Linked DNA regions of Homo sapiens: all the other regions are linked to region 2. The links are chromatin contacts, found by Hi-C or POLR2A ChIA-PET in ENCODE. All regions are on one chromosome and are shown on one strand. Each heading gives the region's core, a stretch centred on a gene start or an enhancer-like site at or near the end of the contact. The rest is flanking DNA. Distances are from core to core; before and after follow the strand shown.

Evidence for each region. Hi-C counts contacts between places; a loop is a spot of excess contacts on that map. ChIA-PET counts read pairs that join two places held with the same protein, here RNA polymerase II (POLR2A). Pooled maps may share reads with other maps.
Region 1: a loop to region 2 is called in a pooled map, with 3 times the contacts of the local background. The contact joins two enhancer-like sites. A Hi-C loop is called at or near these places in 6 of 37 single-sample maps with no recorded cell type and 5 of 50 pooled maps. POLR2A ChIA-PET finds 5 or more read pairs at or near these places in 5 of 52 experiments (A673, H1, T-cell and 2 more).
Region 3: a pooled map shows a loop between it and region 2 (8-fold over the local background). The contact joins the promoter of GCSH here to the enhancer-like site in region 2. A Hi-C loop is called at or near these places in 7 of 50 pooled maps. POLR2A ChIA-PET finds 5 or more read pairs at or near these places in 2 of 52 experiments (CD8-positive, alpha-beta memory T cell and activated T-cell).
Region 4: a loop to region 2 is called in a pooled map, with 2.3 times the contacts of the local background. The contact joins two enhancer-like sites. A Hi-C loop is called at or near these places in 13 of 37 single-sample maps with no recorded cell type and 5 of 50 pooled maps. POLR2A ChIA-PET finds 5 or more read pairs at or near these places in 2 of 52 experiments (GM12878 and H1).

Annotation. Positions count from the first base shown.
Region 1 is chr16:81,744,160-81,748,682 of GRCh38, reverse strand. The region is part of intron 2 of LOC105369213 (a long non-coding RNA gene); the gene reads right to left. It also overlaps a transcript of PLCG2 not described here. Among named protein-coding and RNA genes, the nearest start is that of PLCG2, 33 kb to the left of the region's middle. RefSeq lists a silencer at 1,357-1,549 and enhancers at 2,173-2,622, 2,512-3,131. Within about 2 kb of position 2,347, at least 13 of the 41 ENCODE cell types and tissues checked have a DNase peak (open chromatin) inside an H3K27ac peak, as active enhancers do.
Region 2 is chr16:81,468,345-81,472,853 of GRCh38, reverse strand. All of the region lies in intron 1 of CMIP (c-Maf inducing protein), which reads right to left. Among named protein-coding and RNA genes, the nearest start is that of CMIP, 26 kb to the right of the region's middle. RefSeq lists an enhancer at 2,523-3,023. Within about 2 kb of position 2,818, at least 14 of the 41 ENCODE cell types and tissues checked have a DNase peak (open chromatin) inside an H3K27ac peak, as active enhancers do; they include GM12878, where a contact is called at or near this core.
Region 3 is chr16:81,093,913-81,098,644 of GRCh38, reverse strand. GCSH (glycine cleavage system protein H) reads left to right here and starts at 2,250. Exons shown (of 5, transcript NM_004483.5): 1 at 2,250-2,514. The coding sequence starts at 2,367. RefSeq lists silencers at 1,914-2,013, 2,164-2,833.
Region 4 is chr16:81,834,784-81,839,436 of GRCh38, reverse strand. The region is part of intron 2 of PLCG2 (phospholipase C gamma 2); the gene reads right to left. Among named protein-coding and RNA genes, the nearest start is that of PLCG2, 58 kb to the right of the region's middle. RefSeq lists an enhancer at 2,265-2,454. Within about 2 kb of position 2,581, at least 4 of the 41 ENCODE cell types and tissues checked have a DNase peak (open chromatin) inside an H3K27ac peak, as active enhancers do; they include GM12878, where a contact is called at or near this core.

The DNA of each region.
Region 1 (4,523 bases), core at 1,098-3,597, 280 kb before region 2:
GCTTTCCCAGAAACAGTCTTCTTTGAAGTTATTTTTTTGCAATTTGAATAGTTTATACAGGCACATGGCATGCCATTCAAAAGGTCTCAAGGGGTAAGTGCAAGAAGTCCCCTGTTTACCCCTAATGTCCCCTCCCCCAAACCAGTTCTCCTCTCCGAGACATCCTTAGTCACCTCTTTCTTGTGTCTCCTTTCAGACTCAGTCTTTGAGCATTTCCACAAAAATGCAGCATTCTGCATACTCTGCTCTGCACCTTTCTTTTTTCATTTTTTTTTTTTTAATTTTTTAAGTTTGAGACAAAGTCTCACTCTGTCACCCAGGCTAGAGTACAGTGGCACCATCTCGACTTACTGCAACTTCCACCTTCCAGGTTCAAGCAATTCTCATGCCTCAGCCTCCTGAGTAGCTGGGATTATACGCATGTGCCACCAAGCCCAGCTAAATTTTGTATTTTTAGTAGAGATGGAGTTTCACCATGTTGGCCAGGCTATCTCAAACTAAGGGCCTTGGCCGGGTGCGGTGGCGCAGGCTTGCAATCCCAGCACTTTGGGAGGTCGAGGTGGGCGGATCATCTGAGGTCAGGAGTTCAAGACCAGCCTGGCCAATATGGGGCCACCCTGTTTCTACTAAAAATACAAAAATTAGCTGAGTGTGCTTGCAGGTGCCTGTAATCCCAGCTACTTGGGAGGCCGAGGCAGGAGAATCACTTGAACCTGGGACGCAGAGGTTGCAGTGACCCAAGATCACGCTACTGCACTCCAGCCTGGGTGATTCCATCTCAAAAAAAAATGGAAAGAAAAAAAGTCATTCATTTAACAGTCATGTCTCTAGTCTACTGTAATCTAAAACAGTCCGCCAGTCCATATTGTCTTTTATGACACTGACATTTTTGAGTGTCCAGGCATTTTGCAAATCTCTCTTAACTTGAATTTCTGTTTCTTTCCTCATAATAGATTTAGGTTAAACATTTTTTTGCAAGAATATTATATAGATGATGTTGCACCTTATTATTTTAAATGGCTGCATGGTATTCCAGTATATGGATACATCACAATTGATGTAACTCATCCTCTATCCACAGATGTGTAGATGACTTCCAATCATTTATTTAAAAAACAATACTACCATTAATAATATTATTATTATTTCAGACAGAGTCTTCCTCTGTCGCCCAGGCTGGAGTGCAGGGGCACAATCTCACCTCACTGCAACCTCCACCTCCCGGGTTCAAGGAATTCTTGTGCCTCAGTGTCCCGTGTAGCTGGGACTACAGGCACCCACCATCACGCCAGGCTAGTTTCTGTATTTTTAGTAAAGATGGGGTTTCAACATGTTGGCCAGGCTGGTCTCAAACACCTAACCTCAAGTGATCTGCCCGCCTCAGCCTCCCAAAGTGCTGGGCTTACAGGTGTGAGCCACCGCGCCCAGTCCCATTAATATTCTTAAACTTTTGTCATTTTGAAAATCTTGGAGTATGTCTGCAGGAGAAATTCCTAGAGGGGGAATCACTGAAGCTGCACATATATGCCTTTGTAATTTTGAAAGCTATTGCCAAATTACTCTTTATAGAGGATAAACCCATTAATACTATCGCTAGTACTGTTTGAGAATGCTTGACCCAGAAGCTTGTCATATGCTTTTAACTTTCATCTCACTGTGTCCTGGCTAGCAAGGTGGTTGGTGTACCTTTGCTGAATCCCTTTATGTGACAAGATTTCCTTAAGTTTTTGCCTATGAATTTTGGCTGGAATTTAATGAAATTACAACTCCCAAAATATGACAAAGTCCCCCGTGCTCTCCTGGAGCAGAATTCATACTCCTGGTTACAAAGCACATCTGTTTGCTTTGTAGGCTCCACTGGTTCCAAGAGAAGAGGGCAATGAAGGTGTGTCAGGCACTGTACCAGTTACCTGATTGACGTTATCAAGCCTGAGAAGTGGGAATTATTAATATGCCCACTTTACAGATGCTTGGGAGGTTAAACTGCCTGTTTACTCAAGTTCGACGGAGAAATAATCAATGCAGACATGAATGGCATCACAGAAGTGTATATTGCTCTTATTCTCTGCCTCCTTGGGTGTTAGGGTTGGAGATTGACAAAACGAAATCCTACACTTAAATTCAAAATCCAAAAGTTGTTCATCCCCTCCCGGCGCTGGGGTGAGAGCCCCGCGGTTCCCACCCCTGGCTCTTGGACTACGTGAAAACGACCCTCCCCAGAAGGCACCACTGTGGGTGCTCACTCTGCCCCAGCGGCCGTTTCGACTACATTTCCCAGAATGCAGTGCGTTCACCGCTGCGGCCATGCTTCCGTTTCCGCCCCAGATGTTTTCTGGGAGTTGGGTTCTCCACCTGTGCTGGGGGCGAAAACTCAAGCACTCAAGGCACCCTGCCAGTGGCGGCGGCGGACCCCCACGTGTCACGAGTAGATGAAGTTATAAACCGGGAAGCACCGGGGAGGGCTGAAAGCGTTTCTACCTCCCTTTATCCAGCAGGCCGGCCTTGTTTGTGCCACAGTGCCCTGAGCACCCATGGGCTGGTCCTGTCTGACTTTGGGGTTAATAGAGGTTCCATTCGACTATGGCATCCTCTTGCCTATTGAGTTTTCTAGGGGCCATGAAATTCCTTCCCTGGTTCTGTGACATTATGTTGTCCCCAGAAGTGCACCCTTGTTCTTCCTCCTTTACACACTTGCTCCCTTCTAAAGAAAAAGGAAGGACGCACCTCTGAATGGGCTAGTCTCGCCCCTACAGAGAGTCAGGTCGTTCGCTGTATGACAGCCAGGAGGCTCAGGAATAACGTCTGGCCGCTGAACTCGGCCTCTGAATGGATAGCTGAAAGCAGAGGTTCCCAACTGGGACTTTGTTTAAACATACATGCCCATGCCCCTCCAGATCTGCTGAATCAGCCTGGGCCAAGCTCCCCCCTGACCCTAATGTCAGCCAAGGTCAGAACCTGAGATTTACAGGGAAAATGCGAAACATTGGCATTCTAGACCTAACCTACTTTTTCTTACAGAAGCTACCAGACTGCCCACCTTGAGAACAGTAAATCCACATAATTTATCTCTGTATCCCCAGGAGCCAACTACATGCAGCCCATAATAGGGAGCAGACTTGGGGTTGACATCCAGCTGGTAATTACCATATGGCCTGCAGTCTGTGGCCAGTGGCTATTAGTTAGTCAGGGTCCATGTTATCTCGGTTGTTAAATATGTTGAATGCAACCCTGAGTTATAGTCGTTGTTTGGATGAAACTGAGCAAAATTCAACTTGGGAAAGGCAGAGGATGGTCAAACATGAAGATTTTCAGTGACTACCCTAAGGGATATTGCAACTTACAGAAAAGAGAGGTTCCTGTGGCCACAGGTCATCCAAGAAGGCTTCCGGCAACTCTCCTTACCTCTCATGGGTCAGCACTAGGTCATATGCCCTTCCCGGCCAATCAGTGGGAGGGAGGCTAGGAATGCCACCACTGGCTTAGACCGATTAAGATTGAATCTTGGGCTGGGTTACCCAACACAACCTTTTCTAGTTCAGCCCTGCAGTGACCTGGATGCAAAACCCAGCCCCGTTGCTGGAGGTCATTTACAACCAGCACTTAATCATCTTATATTCTTTGCTGAATGTTTATGGAATCAACAGGAAAAAGGTTCCACTGCATAACATTATTTTTAAAGTCCAGGGTTGGAGTTAAGATGAGACACTTTGAATCCAGAAAAACCAACCCTTCTTCCTTTCCCCTTCCTTCCTGCAGCATCCAGCCTGTTGGCCCCCTTTTTCACCTCTCCAGATGCCCTAAAAAATTCCAATTCCTGGGCTGGGAGCAGTAGCTCATGTCTGTAATCCCAGCACTTTGGGAGGCTGAGGCGGAAGAATTGTTTGAGTCCAGGAGTTCAAGATCAGCCTGGGCAACATAGTGAGACTTTGCCTGTAAAAAAAAAATTAGCTGGGTATGGTGACCCATGCCTGTAGACCCAGCTACTCAAGAGGCTGAGGTAGGAGATCACTTGAGCCCAGGAGGTCAAGGCTGCAGAGAGCCATGGTCTGGGTGACAGAGCACGACTATCTTAAAAAAAACAAACTTGCCTCCTTATCATCCCCACCAGCTTCACCATCATGACTGCTATTTATGGAGTGCCAAAAGATTTGGAATTTTTTTGGTTACAAGTGAGAAGAAAAGTCACCTCAATCTGTTTTAATCAAAAAGGGAAGTTGGGGGACTGGGTGCGGTGGCTCACGCCTGTAATCCCAACACTTTGGGAGGGCAAGGCGGGCAGATCAAGAGGTCAGGAGATTGAGACCATCCTGGCTAATATGGTGAAACCCCGTCTCTACTAAAAATACAAAAATTAGCCAGGCTTGGTGGCGGGCACCTGTAATCCCAGCTACTTGGGAGGCTGAGGCAGAATGGCGTGAACCCAGGAGCCGGAGCTGACAGTGAGCCAAAATCACTCCACTGCACACCAGCCTGGTGACAGAGTGAGACTCCATCTCAAACAAAAAAAAAAAAAAAAAGGGAAG
Region 2 (4,509 bases), core at 1,569-4,068:
CAGATGCCACGATGTGCCCCTGGATGTCCCTCCAGCCTCCACACCCCACTGTGCACCTCAGCCACCCCAGGGCCTCTGCACTCACCATCCCAACGGCCTCTCCACATCTGCACAGGATCAGCTCCTGCCTCCAGGCCACCTCCTGAGGGGCCTCCCATCTCTCCACCCCTTCACCCTGCCCCTCTACTGTCCTAGCACCTGCCACCTCTGAAGGGGCTCTGGTGATTGGCTGACACATTTGCGGGTGCCACCCCCAGTGAATGCTCAGGTTCCTGAGAGCAGGGCCCATGTTGGGGCACCCTAGGACAGGGCATGGCATGTAGCTGACACTCAACGGTGTCAAGTGAGTGGCTGTGATCAGTGCCTACAAGACCCAGGGGACCCCTGGGGAGATGGGCCACTCCTCCACGCATGGGGCACGCCACACACAGGATACCAGAACGGGCGGCCAGATGAGCCACCATGAAGGACACTGGAAATACGAACAGCTCATCTTCACGAAGCACTTCTGGGGTTCTGAGCCTTGCTCTCAAGTTGGTTCATACATCCTCTCATGGAATCCTGACCACAATTCCAGGTCATAAACACTGCTGCTAATCTCATCTTATAGACGAGGAAACTGAGGCAGAGACGTCACACAACTTGCCCAAAGTTACATATACATCAGAAACACAAATGCAATAAGTGAGATTTCAAAGATGGCGGGTGAGGATGTACCTGTGTGCACGTGCATACATGTGTATACTGAGAGCACATGTGCATGTGCGTGAGTGTGTGTGTACACGGCATATACATTGAGTGCATATGCATGTACATGTCCGTGAATCTGTGTGTGCACCTGCAGCAGTGCCCCCTGAGCTGAGGTTTCACTTTCTGCAGTGTCAGTGACCCATAGTCAACCGCAGTCTAAAAAGATTAGGTGGAAAATTCCAGACAATTCTTTAGTCTTCAATCCCACACTGTCCTGCTGCATCTTGTCCAGGACGTGAGTCCTCCCTCTGTCCAGTTTGTCCACACTGCATGTCCTAGCTGCCTGTGAGTCACTCAGCAGCCCTCTCTGTACTCAATTCCACTGCCATGGTATCATGGTGCTTGTGTTCAAGTCACCCTTATTTTATGTATAAATTAAACTTTATCACCAGTATGTACGCGTAGGATGAAACAGAGTCTATGTAGGGTTCAGTACTCTCCACCATTTCAGGCATCTACTGGGAATCTTGACACATATCCCCCAAGGATGAGAGTGGACTACTGTATAACTGTGTGTGTGTGTGTATTTGTGTATGCATGTGTGTGTGCACATGTGTGTATGTGTACACTGGTATGTGTATTACATGTCTGCACATGTGTATATGTATGCCTATGTATCTGTGTGCATGTCTGCATACATGTGTATGTGTACATATGCATGTACAAATGTATGTGCATGTACATGTATGTGTGTATGCATTTGTACGTGTATATGCATATGCACATGTATACACATACATGTATACATATGTGTGCACCTATACATATTTATGTGTGCATATGTGTGCGTGTGGGTACATTTATATGCATATATTGTGCCTGTGTGTACAAGCAAGTATATATGGTATGTGTATATGTATTTCTATGTGTGCATGTATGTGTACATGTATGTGTGTGCGCATGTGAGTATATTTATATGCATGTATTGTGCCTATGTGTATACGTGTATATGTACATATGTATGCATGTATATGTGTATATGCACAAGTATGTCTACATGCATTTATGTGTACGTGTGTGTGCATGTGGGTATATTTGTATGCACGCATTGTGCCTGTGTGCATGTGTGTATGCACATGTTTGTGCGCACATGTGTGCCTGTGTGCATGTGTGTATGCACGTTTGTGCCTGTGTGCATGTGTGTATGCATATGTGTGTGCCTATGTGTATGTACACCAATCATAACACTCCCTTTTCTTTCCCAAGAAAGGATTTCTTTTTGTACTGATCTCAGGAGTTTCAGGGCTACAGCGAAGAGATCACATGAGGAAGTCAAGAATTGTGTTTACTTACAAACTATATGGAACCAATATTTAATCATTTTCTACTTACAAAATCCCAATTTTGGCTGGGCACAGTGGCTCATGCTCGTAATCCCAGCAGTATGGGAGACCAAGGTGGGAGGATCCCTTGAGCTCAAGAGCTCAAGACCAGCCTGGGAAACACAGCAAGATCTCATTTATAATCTTTTTAATAGCTTTTTTAAATCTCAATTTCCTATGGCTCCAGCCAGTATAACCCCAAGACTCCACCTTCGTGGTGGACTCGAACCTCCAGGTGGCCTGTCAGCAGCGCCTGCTCAGATCCAGCCTTATTTTTAGCACTTTCTCCAGACAACCCAAGGGAAAAGAAAGCTGTTTTGAGGTCAAACTTCTGAAACATCTGTCTCTGTGACCCGGCCTCTGTGCAAACGCCACTACTCCCAGGACATGAAAAGCACCCTGCAGATGCCCAGAACCCCAGCCACCACAGCCAGCAGGCTGCACGTGCAAAGAAGGCTCTGGACCCAAGCTGCCTGGACGGGGCGCCTGGATGGGGCACCTCTTGAACCGCTGGGGCTCTCTCCCAGCATCCCTGCGGCGCCTTTGTCTCAAATGTGGAAGCAGCAGAGAGCTGAGGCCAGGGGCCGCTTTATTTCCCTATTGCTTTCAACATCTTCTTTTGAAATTCTCTTTAAACTGAAACTGTCAAAAGTTGTGTCTGATAAATCTGAAGGTTGTAGAGGAAGTGGTTTGTTCTTCCTCCTGCTCATGATTTCTGCACAAGATAGTACACAGTACTTGGTGAACTGTCAGGCAAGGCAAGAGCTCCCAGTGAGGGCCAGAGGAAATGCAGGAGATCACTGAGGCCTGCTCTTTACCTGCTGCTGCTGTCAGACACCAGACAAGGTCAAGGGTGCAGCAGACAGGAGGACCCCAAAGAAGGCCCTCCTCATCCCTCCCCATCCCATCCTCCAAGACATTCAGGGAAATGTTCAAACAGAACTGGCCTGGTGGCTCTGATACTCCCACGGCAGCCTGGCTGTCGGGTGTTATTATCCCATTTTCCAGGTAGAGTTTAACTAACGTAATCAGAATGTAAATAACATGCTCAACTTAATTTCAATAACTAACTTGCCCAATGTCACACATAGTGAGTTCTCTGAAGAACTGTGAATCCACAGTTCAGGCAAAGCCTGAACTTAAGAAGGTCTGACTCCAAAGCCTGACGTCACCTGCCCTGGGAAGCCCTCTCTGGCCCCTCAGACCTTGGGTGTAGTCAGGTCCCCTCCTCTGTAATCTTGGTAACAGTAGCAATGACAGTGGTAACGGCAGTAATAAGAGCCCTCTGTTTTTCCTGTATACTTTCTCTGTGTCAGACACAAGGCTAACACCAGATGTGCATTATCTCACTGAATCCTTCACAGAAGCCCATGGAGTTGGTACCGCTATCTGCCCCATTGTACTGATGAAAAACAAAAGCTCAGAGAGGTGAAGTTACTTGACCAAGGTCACACAGCAGGCAAGTGGCAGAGCCCAAGGTAGAACTTCCAACATGCTGTTTTGATTACTGGCCTGGGCTGATCCCAGTTTTCCTATACGTGACAATTCTTTGCATTATCTTGGGTCTAGATGCTTCTAGTCCAGAATGACCCCAAGGGCTGCCAGCCCCTTTGGGTTTCCCCACCAACGTCAAAGGTTGAGGGACAGAGGACATTTCCCTGTTGGCAACGAACTGGGCCCCACACTCCTGATCAGCTCAGCCATTGCCAGGTTCTTGGGCCTAAGGTTGATCCAAATCGGGGCAAAGAATTAGGTCCTCTCAAAGCGGAGTAGGAAAGAACAAGACGTTCATGGGGCCTTCCTGTAATTCGGCTTCCATGTTGAAGTCCAAAGTCCCAAGGCCAGCATGCAGGCAGCTCACTGCGTCCGCCCTCCACAATTCCACCAGCCCCCAGCCCACTCAATACACCTGAGGCCTATGGAGCGTGTGCCAGGCCTCACCAGGCCCCTCGGACTTTCCCAATGCTGTGTTCTGCCCAGAAAGCTCCTCCCTGCTTTCTCCTCCTGGCCTGAGCGGACCCATTCTTGGATCAGCAGCCTTCTCTCCAGGGACCCTGCTGCTTCCCACGAGTGCCCACCCTGAGTCACCCTCGTTTGCGGGCACTGGAACCGATTGTCCATAACTCTCTTCTCCCATGCTGTTGTCTCCACACTCCCAACCCTTAGCACAATGCCTGGTACCCAGGAGGTGCCCCATAAGGGCATGCTTCAGGCACGATGCCTAACTGCTGAATGAGAGAACACTCTGAAAGCACAGAGGGCACGGCACGCGCAGGCCCCTGCGAGAGGCCTGGGGCATATCTGCTCACTTCTCACTTCGTTCTCACCCTACAAGGTGCGGAAGGTTCCATCCTTGCCCTCAATTTACCCGCAAGGAGAGGGACACTCATGCAGATGGGGCCGCAGAGCTGGAATTCCAGCCCCGGCCTCTCTCTGA
Region 3 (4,732 bases), core at 1,001-3,500, 370 kb after region 2:
GCCAGGCACATAGCAAAGGCTCAATAGATGGGAATGATTTGCTCAAAAGAAAGTGGGCATGACGGCCCTTGCAAGCCACTGCACAGATGTGGTGGCAACCCTAAGTTCATAGCAGGGCAGAAGCTCAGTGCAACAACGTATGGGCTCCCCAAACACACACACACTCCATGGTGTGCACCCTATGGTACTGTTTCCGGTGTTTGAACAAGAACAACTCCATTTTGAATATGGGCTGGGTAAAATGAGGCTGAGACTTGGTGGGCTGCATTCCCAGGAGGTTAGGCATTCTTTTTATTTGTATTTTTTTCTGAAGCAGAGTCTCGCTCTGTCACCCAGGCTGGAGTGCAGTGGCGTGATCTCGACTCACTGCAACCTCTGCCTCCCAGGCTCAAGTGATTCTCGTGCCTCAGCCTCCTGAGTAGCTGGGATTACAGGCACCTGCCACCATGCCTGGCTAAACTTTGGATTTGTAGTAGAGACGGGGGTTTCTCCATGTTGGCCAGGTTGGTCTCGAACTCCTGACCTCAAGTGATTCACCTGCCTCACTTAGTCACAGGATGAGCTAGGGTTGGCACAAGATACAGGTCACAAAGTCCCTGCTGATAAAATAGGATGCGGTAAAGGAGCTGGCCAAAACTCACCAAAACCAAGATGGCGACCTCTGGTAGGTCTCACTGCTCATTATACGCTAATTATAATGCATTAGCATGTTAAAAAAAAAACAACTCCCACCAGCGTCATGACAGTTCACAAATGCAATGGCAACGTCCAGAGAAGTTACCCTATAGTCCAAAAAGCGGAGGAACCGTTAGTTCTAGGAAATCCCTGCCCCTTTTCTGGAGAACTCTTGAATGATCCACCCCTTGTTTAGCATACAATCAAGAAATAACTATAAGTACACTTAGTCGAGAAGCCATACTGCTGCTCTGTCTACGAAGAAGCCATTCTTTTTTTTCTTTACTTCTCTATTAAACGTGCTTTCACTTTATAGACTCTCCCCAAATTCTTTCTTGCATGAGGTCCAAAAACCCTCTCTTGGGGTCTGGATTGGGAGCCCTTTCTGTAACAGTACTAAAGGTGTGTGTGTAGCTTAAGGTGTTTTTCAGAACAGTATTTCTTTGCTGACTCATGGCCACTCCATAAAATCTGTGTTAAAGGTGAGGTTTTTCCCAGAACCTAATTTTTTTCTGACTTCTTGGATTGGGATGATGACTTCGGCTTTTCTCGGAAGGCCTTGGTCACACCGCTGGCCGATGAAACAAGGAATTGTGCACACTGGGTCTCAGCTCTCTGCGTTTTGAATATTTCTGCATTAGTGACTGGCTTGGGTCCAGTCTCCACCAAGAAGCCACTTATGACCCTTGGACAAGTCTTTATTCCTTTTTAAGTAAGCTTCTGGATTCTGCCGGTCCTGTTTGGGGTCCCTGGGGCTCTTTGAGACAGGAACGTTACAGAGCAGTTGAAGGAGAATAGAAACTTCCAGGCTGCAGTTCTGTCTAACAAAAGGAAACTGTTGAAATAGCTGCACAAGCTATGGGCTAAGACCCTGAAAAACCAGGGTGTGGGTCAACCTGGCTAAAACCAACTGGACCCAACGTGGTGTGGCTTTGACCTAGGCTTCACCTAGGACTCATTAACATACTAAGTCACACACCCACCGGCACCACAACAATTCCGGGAACACCCATATTTGGTGTAAAAATGGGTGGCACCACAGTTCTGACAAGTCTCCACCTTATTCCAGAAACCTTTGTGTATATTCCATTTCTCAAAGAAACCCATAAAGATGGAAACCCCAAGCCCCATTGTGTGGCCCTCTTTTGAGTCCGCCCTTTCTTCAGTGTGTACTTTGCAGTAAACCTCTGTACTTTCACGACTTTCCGACTTGTTCTTGAATTCCTTCGTGAGGTGGTGAAACCACCTTTGAAAACTTATGACAGAGGCAGTAAAAGAGATACACATGTGGAAAGGAACCCAGTCTGGGGCTAGGCCCCGCCCCCCTCCTGCGGGCAGCCCAATCATACCCAGGCCCGCCGCGCTAGTCTCCGCCTCTCGGTGCTGCCTCTTCCGGGCCTCAGGTTCTTCCCCATGCCCACGCCCCTCTTTCGCGTCGCCGTATCCGAGGTCGCGCCAGGCCCTGGAGTCCCCAGTCTCCGCGTGCTGGCCAATCAGACCCTGCCTCGCCCCCTCGCCTGGGAGTCTCCGCCCTCCACGCTCTGCCCAGTCAGGCTCTGTCCCGCCCCCGCGGCACCGCCTCCGCGCCTCCATCCAGCCGGCTCCCTCCGGCCGCGAACTGCCCCTCCCCGCCCCGCCTCCCGGCGCGGGTGGCCGAGGCGTAGCGCTGCGACCCCCGCACCCCTGCGAACATGGCGCTGCGAGTGGTGCGGAGCGTGCGGGCCCTGCTCTGCACCCTGCGCGCGGTCCCGTCACCCGCCGCGCCCTGCCCGCCGAGGCCCTGGCAGCTGGGGGTGGGCGCCGTCCGTACGCTGCGCACTGGACCCGCTCTGCTCTCGGGTAAGCGCGGCGGGCACGTGGGCGGCTGCTCCCTCCCCGCCTGGGCTGCTTGTCCCGGGCCCAGCGGGACACGGAGGACGCCGGGGCACCGCTCCTGAGCCACCGGGGCGGAGCGAGCGCGGACCCTGCCCCCTTCTTATTTCTGTTGGGATCCCTGGCTCTGCGGCCGCTTCTCCCCCTTAAGTAGCGGGAGGACCCGCGAGTAGCCTTTGCCCTAGGGATTGCATGCAGCCGGGAGGGGAGGCCTGCGGGACACCGAGGCGGGGGTGGCCCGGCGGGTCCGGCGGGCAGGTCGGCCGCTTGCTGCAGAAGCCAGGCACGTGTCGCTTAAGCGTCTCGGTGGCCTTAAGTTTATCTCCCATCTGCGTGCATCGTTGAGACCCCAAATGGGGAGGCCTTTAGTTTACTAAATGGACCGTTACTGAGAACTCCGAAGTAAAATTAAAACAGAAGCGCTTATTAAAATTAAAGCACCAGGCAGGGCGCGTTGGCTCATGCCGGAGGGCGGATCACGAGGTCAGGAGATCGAGACTATCCTGGCTAACACGGTGAAATCCCATCTCTACTAAAAGTACAAAAAATTAGCCAGGCGTGGCGGCATGCGCATGTAATCCCAGCTACTCGGGAGGCTGAGGCAGGAGAATCGCTTGAACCTGGGAGGCAGAGGTTGCAGTGAGCCGAGATCGCGCCACTGCACTCCAGCCTGGGCGACAGAGCAAAACTCCACCTCAAAAAAAAAAAAAAAAAAAAAAATTAAAGCGCCAGATCTAGATTTTTTTACTAGATAAAACAATCATAACTTTGAAGATTCAGCTATTTCCCCAAAACAAGTAAGATAAAGTCTTCTGGACTCAACAGAAGTTCTGCTAAAGTTTGTATTGGATCATTCATGTGTGTGCTTGCTGAAATGAGCCCTAACTCAAACGGACTTGAAATAACTGGGAAACCTGCCCATGAATGTTTCGGCCATTTGTGCTACTTCAGCACAATTATTGCAGGGGAAAAACAATTTTCTTTTTTTTTTTTTTTCTTTTTATTGAGACGGAGCCTCGCTCTGTCGCCCAGGCTGGAGTGCAGCGGCGTGATCTCGGCTCACTGCAAGCGCCACCTCCCAGATTCAAGCGATTCTCTTGCCTCAGCCTCCCGAGTAGCTGGGTTCACTGGCGCCCGTCACCACCTCCAGCTGAGTTTTGTATTTTTAGTAGAGACAGGGTTTCGCCACGTTAGGCTGGTCTCAAACTCCTGACCTCAAGTGATCCACCCGCCTCAGCCTCCCAAAGTGCTGAGATTACAGTCGTGCGTCACCGCGCCAGGCCAACAATTTTCTTTACGCCCAAATGTTTGATACACTGACTGCTCCTCTGCTTCGATTGCGTAGATCAGTGATGGCTCTTGTCTCATTAGCTCATTGTTTTAGAAACCTGTTTGGAGCTGGAATGGTTGATAAATTTATTCCAAAATTTGTAGCATAAAGATTTACTTATGCTGTCTTGCTAATAGTCTGTCCGCTCTGTTTCTGATAGGGATCCCTACATCACTAATTTGAATACAAAGGTAAAGCATTTCTCAGATAAGAATTTAGTTTCAAGTCTGTGGTTTTCGTTCCTTTTTTTTTTCTTCTTTTTTGAGATGGAGTCTCGCTCTGTCGCCCAGGCTGGCATCCAGTGGCAGGATCTTGGCTCACTGCAACCTTCGCTTCCCGGGTTCAAACACTTCTCCTGCCTCAGCCTGTGGAGTAGCTGGACGACAAGAGCACACCTCCATCTCAAAAAAAAAAGAGAAGAAAAATTGACTAATACTAATATAAAATATTTTATCTGACTAGTGACATTGAAAAAGGAAAATGCAAAATTTTCATAAATTGCTCACAACTCCTAATTTTCCGAGGCCAAAAACCACCTTTTTCAAGGCCCAGTTAGAAAGTAATTATTGTCCAGGCACGGTGGCTCATGCCTTTAATCCCAGCACTTTGGGAGGCTGAGGCGGGCGGATCACCTGAGGTCAGGAGTTCAAGACCAGCCTGGCCAACATGGTGAAACCCTGTCTCTACCAAAAATACAAAAAATTAGTCGGGCGTGGTGGCACGTGCTTGTAATCCCAGCTCCTTGGGAGGATGAGGCCGAATCACTTGAACCCGGGAGGCAGAGGTTGCAGCGAGCCTAGATTGCACCACTACACTCCAGCTTGGGCGACAGAGTGAGACTCTGTCTCAAAAAAA
Region 4 (4,653 bases), core at 1,332-3,831, 370 kb before region 2:
CTTTTCTTTAAACCAGTACTGTGTATCAAAATTACACAGAAAACTCTCATTATACAAAGACTATATAGAGATTTTTTTTTTTCCTCACACATGGATTGACCAGTTTTGGGGGGTGGTTTGGAGCCATATGACATTATTTCTCAAACTGCAAACATTTGTTTATCAACCTTATAAGGTTTGTTGTATCTGCCTACTGCTGATACTATTTATGTGATAGTTTTCTTTAAATCAACTCACCGTTTTCACCTGAACTGATGTATGTTAAGAGTGATTTTATGTTTTTGGCAAAAAGAAAACCAGTAACACTCACCATATACAATAGGAACTGCAAAATAATAAAATCAGTGGAAACGTGACAATATGATTAAATTCTACCTAGAAATAGTTGTCTGCTGGAAGCAAAACCCTCGGCTTGGTTCTGTGAGTCATAAAGGGAAATGAGAAGCCTTTAAGAGAGGCACAAAGCCAATTAGCCATGCAAGACTCACTGATGGGGTCAGAGTGGTGTCACCTAAAGAGAGGACTGGGTCACCGGGACCCGAGGAATGGCCACAGAGGTGGACCCATGCTTAAAGCCTTGAGCCTTACATGCACCATGTGTGCATTTTACCACATCTATGTTATTTACATATATATATATATATATATATATATATATTTAATTTTACTTTAAGTTCTGGGATACATGTGCGGAACGTGCAGGTTTGTTACATAGGCATACCTGTGCCATGGTGGCTTGCTGCACCTATCAACCCATCATCTAGGTTTTAAACCCTGCAGGCATTAGGTATTTGTCCTAACGCTCTCCCTCCCCTTGCCCCCACCCCCTGACAGGCCCTGGTGTGTGATGTTCCCCTCCCTCTGTCCATGTGTTCTCATTGTTCAACTCCCACTGATGAGTGAGAACATGCGGCGTTTGGTTTTCTGTTCCTGTGTTAGTTTGCTGAGAATGATGGCTTCCAGCTTCATCCATGTCCCTGCAAAGGACATGAACTCATTCTTTTTTATGTCTGCAAGTTATATTTTAATAAAGACATTTCATATCTTTCAGGCTGGCAACGGCGGCTCATGCCTGTAATCCCAGCACTTTGGGAGGCCAAGGCAGGCAGATCACATGAGGCCAGGAGCTCAAAACCTGCCTGGGAAACATGGTGAAACCCCATCTCTACTAAAAATATAAACATTAGCCAGGCATGGTGGCAGGTGCCTACAGTCCCAGGTGCTTGGGAAGCTGGGAGGTTGAGGCAAGAGAATCACTTGAACCCAGGAGGCAGAGGTTGCAGTGAGCCAAGATCAAGCCAGTGCACTCTAGCCTGGGCAACAGAGCCAGACTCCGCCTCAAAAAAAAAAGAAAATTAGTATCTTTCAAAGACAGACATGTTAAAATTTTGGAAATGGAATTGGTGTAAGAAATCATTACATTGCTTTAGTCTCTTGACTATGATGGCAGATATAGGATGCTATGCATGTGACCAAATTGTACATAACTAAATACACACAAGTACAAGGAAAATGGGGGAAAATCTGAATAAGACTGGTAGTGGGTTCTATGAATGTTGTGAATGTTAATATCCTGGCTGTGATACTGCACTACAGGTTTGCAAGATATTACCATTGGGGATAATTGGGTAACGTTCACATGAGATCTCTCTGTATCATTTCTTACATCTTTATGTGATTCTTCAATTATCTCAACAAAAATTCCAATGGAAAAAAATGCACAGCATCAAGGAGAAAAAAAAAAAAAAAAAACACATGTTGGTACCAAACAGATGTTCTTGTCATAATCAGGAAGACGGAAAGGGAACTGAGAAGGAAACCACACTCCCAACCTTGGTTCAGGCTCCCTAGGCACTGCCTGTTGTTAACGCTTTGCCATGGCACCCACGACACGGGGGTCCCTGCGGAGAGCATCCCTTACTCCTCCCAGGGGATTCTACCAGCCACCTCTGGGCTCCGCCTTCTGCCAGGACCCGTCCTATTTCCCGCCCAGCTAGAAATAGATGTTCATGCAGCCTCCTGATAAGCTGGGCACTGAAACCCAGAGGAAGTGGCCTGCAGGGTGCCCACTCGTTTGGAAAAGGCAAAGGTCACACAGCTATAGAAGCCAGCTGGGACCACAATTCCTAGGAATGTCAGCAAGGAGTTGAGGTAGTCTGAGAACTGGCAGAAGAGTAAATGCAGACTTCCCTTTCAACAACAGCCTTTCATTTGATCACACACTTTTCTGACTTCCATCTGAAGCAGCACTGCATGTATATGTATTCTCGTTCTTTGAGTTTGCTAGTTTGTCTTTTTTTGTTTTTGTTTGCTTTTTACAGCAAGAGAAAGGTTCTCAAAATACAGACAACTACCTTAACTTGGATGGCCTGGAATAAATTCTAGAGTTGTAACTGATGTTGAGTCTTCCCATGGAGAACGCTGGTCCTCAACTTCCTACTAAGGACCTTTCGGCTTCAGAGAAAACCAAACAGGAGGAAAGGGAAGGGAAACCACATGCACAGAAACACTGAGTACATGCCCGTGTGCACAGCAGGGGTCCTGACACCTGTGCACTCATGTAAGGCTGAGATGACTGTCTTCCTTCCACAGGTGGGGAGGCTGAAGCAGAGAGAGTCACTGACTCATTCAAGGTCACAATGGTTGAGCCAGAACTTGAACCTGAATGGCCAGGCTCCAAAGTTTGCACTCGTTTTTGAGACATAGTGTTGCTCTGTTGCTGAGGTTGGAGTGCAGTGGCACAATCTCAGCTCACTGCACCTCAGCCTCCTGAGTTCAAGCGATTCTCCTGCCTCAGTCTCCTAAGGAGCTGGGACCAAAGGAGTGTGCCATCATGCCCGGCTAACTTTTGTATTTTTGTTGGAGATGGCGTTTCACCATGTTAACCAGGCTGGTCTCAAACTCCTCACCTCAGGTGATCCACCCACCTCACCCTCCCAAAGTGCTGGAATTACAGGCATGAGTCACCTTGCCCGGCCCAAAGCTTGCACTCTTAACCACTACCAAGGGAAGGATGAAACGAGAAGCCAAGATCCAAAGTGCTCTCCCCTGCAGACAGCAAAAACCTCTTGGCTCCACCAGTGGGAATACGAGTCCATGGCTGACACGTGGGCCAATACAGGGCACCAGGAGATCCACGATCCAGTCCCACTGCCACTACCTTACTGTGTGACCTTGGGAGAGTCATTTTACCTCCCTGGGCCTCAGTTTCCCCCTCTGAGAAATGCAGGGATTGGGTCAGCTGTGTCATTTGGATAGTCTCTAGGGTATGAAAACACTAGTTGACACCAATTCAGGATGAAAATGACTCTGGTCTTGTCCTTGGTGGCCCTGGAAAGAAAGTATAAACGGGTAATGTTGGGGGTTGAACTGCATCCCCCAAAAACATACATAGAAGTCCAGTCCCTGGTATGTGTGAATGTGGCCTTCTTTGGAAATAGGGTCTTTGCAGATGTAGTCAAGATGAGCTCATGCTGGATTAGGGTGGGTCCTAACCCAAGACTACTGTCCTTGTAAGAGGGAAATTTGGACAGAGACACACTCAGAGGGAGAGATGGGAGTGCCAATATCCACCAGCCAAGGGACACCCAGGGTCACCAGCAGCTACCAGAGGCCAGGAAGAGGAGAGGAAGGATCCTCCCCTAGAGCCTCCAGCGGGAGCACTGCCCTACCAACACCTTGATTTCAGACTTCTAAGCTCCACACTGCAAGGGAATAAGTACATTTCTGTTTTAAGTCCCTCATTTTGTGGCACTTGTGTTATGGCAACCACAGGACACTAATATAGGTAATAACATGGTTTTCCTATTATCTTCAATTATTATCATTATTATTATGATTATTATTATTATTATATTTGAGACCGAGTCTTGCTCTGTCGCCCAGGCTAGAGAGCAATGGCACAATCTCAGCTCACAGCAACCTCCACCTCCCAGGTTTAAGCGATTCTCATACCTCAGCCTCCCAAGTAGTGTCACCACACCCGGCGAATTTTTGTATTTTTGGTAGAGATGGGGTTTCGCCATGTTGGCCAGGCTGCTTTCAAACTCCTGACCTCAGGTGATCTGCCCGCTTTGGCCTCCCAAAGTGCTGGGATTACAGGTGTGAGCCACCACACCCGGCCATCTTCATTATTATTATAACAGCTACTTACTAAGTGTTAGCTGTACGTAAGGTAGTATATTAACTGCTTCACCTAAATTATCCCATTTCGTGCCAGCCACCCTACGACAGAGGAGTCATTATTATACCCATTTTGCAGACATAAAATTCTAAGGCTCAAAGCAGACAAGGAGCTTGTCCAAGGTCACACAGTGAATCAATAACAGAGCTGACACCAAACCAAGTAAGTGGCACCTGGAAGGCCACTTCCTCCTCTTTGGGTACCTCCACCTCCTCCCACTGAGAAAAACAGTGTTCATGACACCAGGAGGTGGGCAATGGGCCTTTCCCCTGCCCACAGGGTCTGTTCTCCAGAGAGCAGATTACAGCAAGGACTTGGCACTTTTGCAGTAGTACCCAGTTCTACAATGGACCAAGGCTGCCTCCCCATCCACCCAAGAGGAATCCAGAGTTAGCCATAAAAGACCAAAGGAACAAATAAAAACTCCTCAGCTCATGGCCAAGAAGCTCTGGGGACTGGCAGGAGGTTTT